Regions from separate parts of the Homo sapiens genome. Here region 2 is linked to region 1. A link is a loop called in an ENCODE intact Hi-C map of the cell type or tissue named here. Cell type or tissue: heart right ventricle. All regions are shown on one strand. Each heading gives the region's core, and the rest is flanking DNA. Links, peaks and the distances in the headings are about the cores only.

Region 1 (2,921 bases), core at 237-2,736:
GTTAAGCTATTAAATTGCTGGTATAAGACACAGGCATAAGGAGATAAGCACAAACATTAACTTCTAATTCTTCCTCTTTCACTAATTTGGTATAATTTTTCAACAACTTCTTTCTATATAGCAGATTTCTCAGTTTTAAAATTAATGTTTTTGGCTGGGTGCTGTGGCTCACGCCTGTAATCCCAGTACTTTGGGAGGCTGAGGCAGGCAGATCACTTGAGGTCAGAAGTTCCAGACTAGCCTGGTCAACATGGTGAAACCCCGTCTCTGCTAAAAATACAAAAATTAGCCGGCTGTGGTGGCAGGCACCTGCTACTAGGGAGGCTGGGGCAGGTGAATCACTTCAACCCAGGAGATGGAGGTTGCAGTGAGCTGAGATTGCACCACTGTACTCCAGCCTGGGCAACAGAGCAAAACTCTTATCTCGAGGAAAAAAATAAATAAATAAAATAAAAAATAAAAAAATTAGTGTTTTTATTTTTTCTAAGAAAACTTCCAGTGCAGCATTTAAAAAATATTTTATAAATGTTTGCTTCAAATGTATAATTATACACCAGTAATATTTTATTCCAGTTGGAGACTCAGGAATCAATTTTACAATAAAATATTAAAATATAAAGAGGTTTTATAAATACATTTTGGCTTTCTATCATGTTAGTAGGGTGGTAGTGAAGACCATCACAGAGGTATTTAAGTTCTAAGGTAAGATCTTCCATTATTTTCAACAGATATTGCTTAAACAAGAGCAGGCCACTAGGACTTTCATGGTCCCTGCTTTTTCTGTTGAAATGAGGCCAGAAGAGAACAGTGATTTGCTCTGGGGAGTGTTTGCCTTATGTAGACAAAGCCCTAAGAAGTAGACTCCTAATAGCTGTAGAGGGAAGGTTGAACGTTCAGAGCTTCTTGCAATGTTAATTAAAGTCTATCATTCTTTGGAGAACTTTGAACATAATGAACACTGGTAACATGGGTACTGCTTGGCTAATCAACATTAAGTTAAATGTAGATAGTGATTAGCACTATTATACTCTGAGTTGACACATGTTCAATTCTGGGAATAAATAAAATTTTCTCTAATTTTTTGTAGTTTTAAAATTGGAAAAACGAATAGAATGAGAAATAAACTTTATACAGTCGCATGGTCAATCATGGTGTTTGAATCGCGTAAGTTGAAAAGGGATATTTGGAAGCCTTAGCGGAAAAGTCAGGGAGCTTCAACCGACCTTTAAATTTCACAGGTGCCTATTTTCTAACAAGAAAATATTTGTATAGAAGCAGTGAGGAAGAACCATTCATTCTAATTATAGAAAAACCTTGCCATAACCCGAGAAGTGCGCCCTAAAAATACAATCGCATAAAATAAGGGGTTTCTTTCATTCAGATTTCTGTGTCCTGCTGCAGTAGGACCCGTTTCCGGCGGTTTCACTGCAGCATCTAACCCCATTCCTTTCAGTCCCTGCTGTGGTTTGGCGCCATCTGGTGGAAGTTAGGCTCTGGTTTAAAAAGCAAGCAGTTGATTTTGGTTCCTGTGTCTGGATGCCAAGGACTTCCAGGATAGCGTTAGCGATTTTGAAACTTCCTAGTTAGTTTACAATTGTTTCATCTCCCCAGACTCTCCAGCAGGAGAGTCTGACCCAGGAGAATATTGGAGATGAAGGGATCCACTATTTCTCCCACTTTTTCAGATGGAGGATGAGAGGAGTGCAGCAGCCAATTCCCATTCACATTATATCCAAATTGGTGTTATCACAGCATTTTACTGAATGTATGCCCATCCATAAAGTATTGGTTGATTGGTTGATTCTTAACCTGAATTAAGGCTGGAGGCCAATGCTGGAGTTATCTACTCTTGCAGAGGCAGATAGTTTTTTCTTCCCTTCATTAATTTCCTAGCTGACCAGGCTTCCAGTTTTCATTGTCTCTGTCTGGGGCTTTTATTTAAGGTTCTGCTGGGTACCCAGCCCCTTTTTATGGTTCATTCTTTTTTGTCTGTAATCATTGCAAGTTCCTCAGCTTAGTATTTCTTCATTATACACAGCAGTGTTGGCTTGTTTGCTTCAGAACTTCCAGAATCTCTTCACTGCTTTTGGCTGCTGGTGGAGTGGTGGTTTGAATTTTATTATTTATATAGTTTGTATATTTTATAGCTTTCTACCAGCAAATTGAATTTAGTTTTATTTGTACATTTCTGTGATCTTTTCAAAGAGATTTGGAGAAGGAAGAGAGGTAACTATATTTGCTTAGGCAGTCACCTTGTTAGGGAGTTTGTTCCCTTATTTATTTATTTATTTGAGATGGAGTCTCTGTCACCCAGGCTGGAGTATAGTGGCACGATCTTGGCTCACTGCAACCTCCGACTCCTGGGTTTAAGCGATTCTCCTGCCTCAGCCTCCTGAGTAGCTGGGATTACAAGCGCACACCACCATGTCAGCCTAATTTTTGTATTTTTAGTAGAGACTGGGTTTCACCGTGTTGGTCAGGCTGGTCTCGAACTCCTGACCTCAAGCGATCCACCTGCCTTGGCCTTTCAAAGTGCTGGGATTACAGGTGTGAGCCACAGCCCCCAGCCATTTGTTCCCTCTTTAATAGGTGAATGTATGCAACTCCTTCTGTTTGAATAACCAATAACGGCATTTCTCAGTTATGGACTGAATGTGAGGACACTGTGAGAAGGCAGCCATCTACCAGGCCAGAAGAGGGCCCTCACCAGCACCTGAGCATGCTTTGAAGTCAGGTGGATGCTGGCACCCTGCTCTTGGGCTTCCTACCTATATTAGTCCTTTCTCACACTGCTATGAAGAACTGCCGGAGTCTGGGTAATTTATAAAGATAAGAAGTTTAATTGACTCACCGTTCTGCATGGCTTGGAAGGCCTCAGGAAACTTACAATCATGGCAAAAGGCAAAGGAGAAACAGGAAAC
Region 2 (2,921 bases), core at 286-2,785, 150 kb after region 1:
TCAGAGTTTTACCTTTTTTTTTTTTTTTTTTTTTTTTGAGACAGAGTTTCACGCTTGTTGCCCAGGCTGGAGTGCAATGGTGTGGTCTCTGCTCACTGCAACCTCCGCCTCCCGGGTTCAAGCGATTCTCCTGCCTCAGCCTCCCGAGTAGCTGGGATTACAGGCATGCGCCACCACACATGGCTAATTTTGTAGTTTTAGTAGAGACAGGGTTTCTCCATGTTGGTCAGGCTGGTCTCGAACTCCTGACCTCAGGTGATCTGCCCGCCTCGGCCTCCCAAAGTGTTGGGATTACAGGCGTGAGCCACTGCGCCCAGCCAAAGTTGTACTATTTAACAGCCTCACACTCTCTATCTTGTGGTTATATCTATACCTACAATTTTTCCAATATTGAAATAGCCTATTTGATAATATGGAAACATTCCTACCCATTAAAAACTCCTTTTAAAAAATCCTAGACAGGAATAAAAATCTTTTGAAATGCATTGCCTTGTGATAAGGTGTCGAAGTTCTGTCTTCTCATTGGCAAGTCAACATGGTAGGGACTCATCTTTCTGTTCTTGCAGCTTTCAGTTCTAACCAACTCCTGCGCTGCTTCTCCTTTGGAATCTTTCTTTTCCACTTGCTGGGCAAACACAGAAAGGCAATTTCTTCCCTCTCTATTCTTATCAGAAAATAACTGCAGGTATATGAAGTGTAAACTATATATGTATTATGGTTATGGGGCCAATGCAAAATGTCATATAACTGGAGGTTTTTATTGACCATTAATTTAGGGCATATCAAATGCCAAGAACAGATATGTATAACTCAGGTCACAAATTTGAAGCAATTAACTCTGCTGTAGTTCACTGGGAGAAATAACCTCTTTTTTCCCTTTCTGTATCAGAGCTAGACATATTGTAGTAGGTACTACGCAATACATACTTGACTGATTCCAAGTCAAATAAATTCGACAGCTATGATTGAGTGTCTATTACACGCCAGTCCCTTTTCAAGGTGCTTGTGATCTGTCTGTAAAGAAAAGATTCCTGTCTCGTGAAGATTACATTCTAATAGGTGAAGCCAGACAATATATATTGAATAGGATAAATAATTGAACTAGGTGACATGTTAGGAAGTGACAGGTACTATGTAAAATGGAAAAAGTAGAGAATGTGAGAGGAATGAGGGGTGGTGGAGGGGATGGTGGGGCAGATGTTACTGTTTTACAATGGCTGGGCCTTGATGAGGCAGAGTTTGCCAAAACATCTCAAAGAAGAGGTTTTCACTTAGAAGGAACAGCCACAACAAAGGCTCAAGGCCAGTGTCTCTAGCATGTCAGAAAACATGGAAGAAAGCCAGCGTGGCCACAGCAGAGTGAGCAAGGGAGAGAACAGCAGAGCAGTGGATGTCACACGTCACAAAGTGGTTTCTTCAGGTATTTTACTCTAGAATTCGCAATGACTTATTTCATCAAATTTCTCTGTTCAAAAATCACTTCCATGAATAGAAATAGCCAAATGAATATGGAAAATATTTTGATATTTCTTATTATGCATAATAATGGTCAAAAAATGCATTTGTATTATGAAATATATTATGATAAACAGATCTCATTTGGAATTATAAAAAGTACATGAAAAAATTAATTTAAAAAATTCAGTTTTGGGTTAAACTTTCAATAAATACACTACCGAACTCTAAAAGTAAAGGGTAATTGAAACGCCTATACAAACAGAACTTCAGTCTTAGCACAGATTTCTCACATTACAGAATCTCCATTAATGTTGGCTACTTCCCAATTTAGGGTTTTCTAGTGATTCAGGAATTTAGTCACTTAGTGTCATCTAGTGGCATTTCTTGGTATAGCAAATAAAAGAGTTTAAAAATATTTGTCAAATTGATATAAAAGGGGCAGAAATTGGCCGGGCGCGGTGGCTTACGCCTGTAATCCCAGCACTTTGGGAGGCCGAGGCGGGCGGATCACGAGGTCAGGAGATCGAGACCATCCTGGCTAACACGGTGAAACCCCGTCTCTACTAAAAATACAAAAAATTAGCCGGGCGTGGTGGCAGGCACCTGTAGTCCCAGCTACTCGGGAGGCCGAGGCAGAAGAATCGCGTGAACCCGGGAGGCGGAGCTTGCAGCAAGCCCAGATGGCGCCACTGCACTCCAGCCTGGGCGACAGAGCGAGACTCCGTCTCAAAAAAAAAAAAAAAAAAGGAGCAGAAATTATGGATAGCCTTGGAAGTACTGTGGTATTAACCAATCAAATAATTTAAAGGCTGTTAAAACAATAACATGGGAAACAACCAAAGATAATCAATAAGGGAGTGATGGCCTTCACACTGATAACCCGACCGACCCCAACTTGGCATCGGAAGGCAGATTTTCAGAATTAGGGCTCTGTCTTTTTAGGTTTTATCGAAGCCAAAGAATTAAAAAAAAAAAAGTTTCAGAGCTTGAAGAAACTATAAGCAGCCATCATTCCAGTATGTGAAAGTATAATACTAATGCTCACTTAATGATAGCAATGAGAATACCTCAAAATATTTAATGCAATTACAATAAAAAATTAACGTAATTTATTGGTTGATCATTCACTTCACCTCAATTTTTGTGACACATTTTTTGGTGTCGTCTTTCTATTGGAAAATCGCTTTATAATAAATCTTCTCAGGCCAGTGTGAGGTTTATTTTCAAATGTATTTCTTGTTCACTGACTGATTGAACCATAAAGCGTCAATTCTGCCAGTCATTTGGGTAAGTGAGGAGCACTGCTCTGGGAGTCAGGAACCCTGCGTTCAGATCCAGCTCTGTCCAATTGTGAACTTAGGTCAACACTGTGAGTCTAGGTTTCAATGTCTTCACCTTAAAAAGAAGGCAAAAGTGTTTTGCTTTAAAAATATGTTGTTATAATAGCCTATTATGCAACCACA

Evidence for each region. Peaks named below come from ENCODE experiments on the same cell type or tissue, not always from the same donor. Only the 100,000 strongest peaks of a DNase experiment are listed, where the experiment ranks them.
Region 2: a loop joins it to region 1, with 3 times the contacts of the local background. A loop is called at or near these places in 15 of 110 quality-filtered maps.

The regions. Positions count from the first base shown.
Region 1 is chr7:82,570,939-82,573,859 of GRCh38, forward strand. No RefSeq gene overlaps it. Among named protein-coding and RNA genes, the nearest start is that of CACNA2D1, 130 kb to the left of the region's middle. In heart right ventricle, for the core only: CTCF peaks have their summits at 1,469 (motif pointing left) and 1,675; a DNase peak (open chromatin) is centred at 1,473; H3K4me3 peaks cover 409 bases.
Region 2 is chr7:82,725,258-82,728,178 of GRCh38, forward strand. No RefSeq gene overlaps it. Among named protein-coding and RNA genes, the nearest start is that of CACNA2D1, 280 kb to the left of the region's middle. In heart right ventricle, for the core only: a CTCF peak has its summit at 1,829 (motif pointing left); no DNase peak of the experiment used is centred there.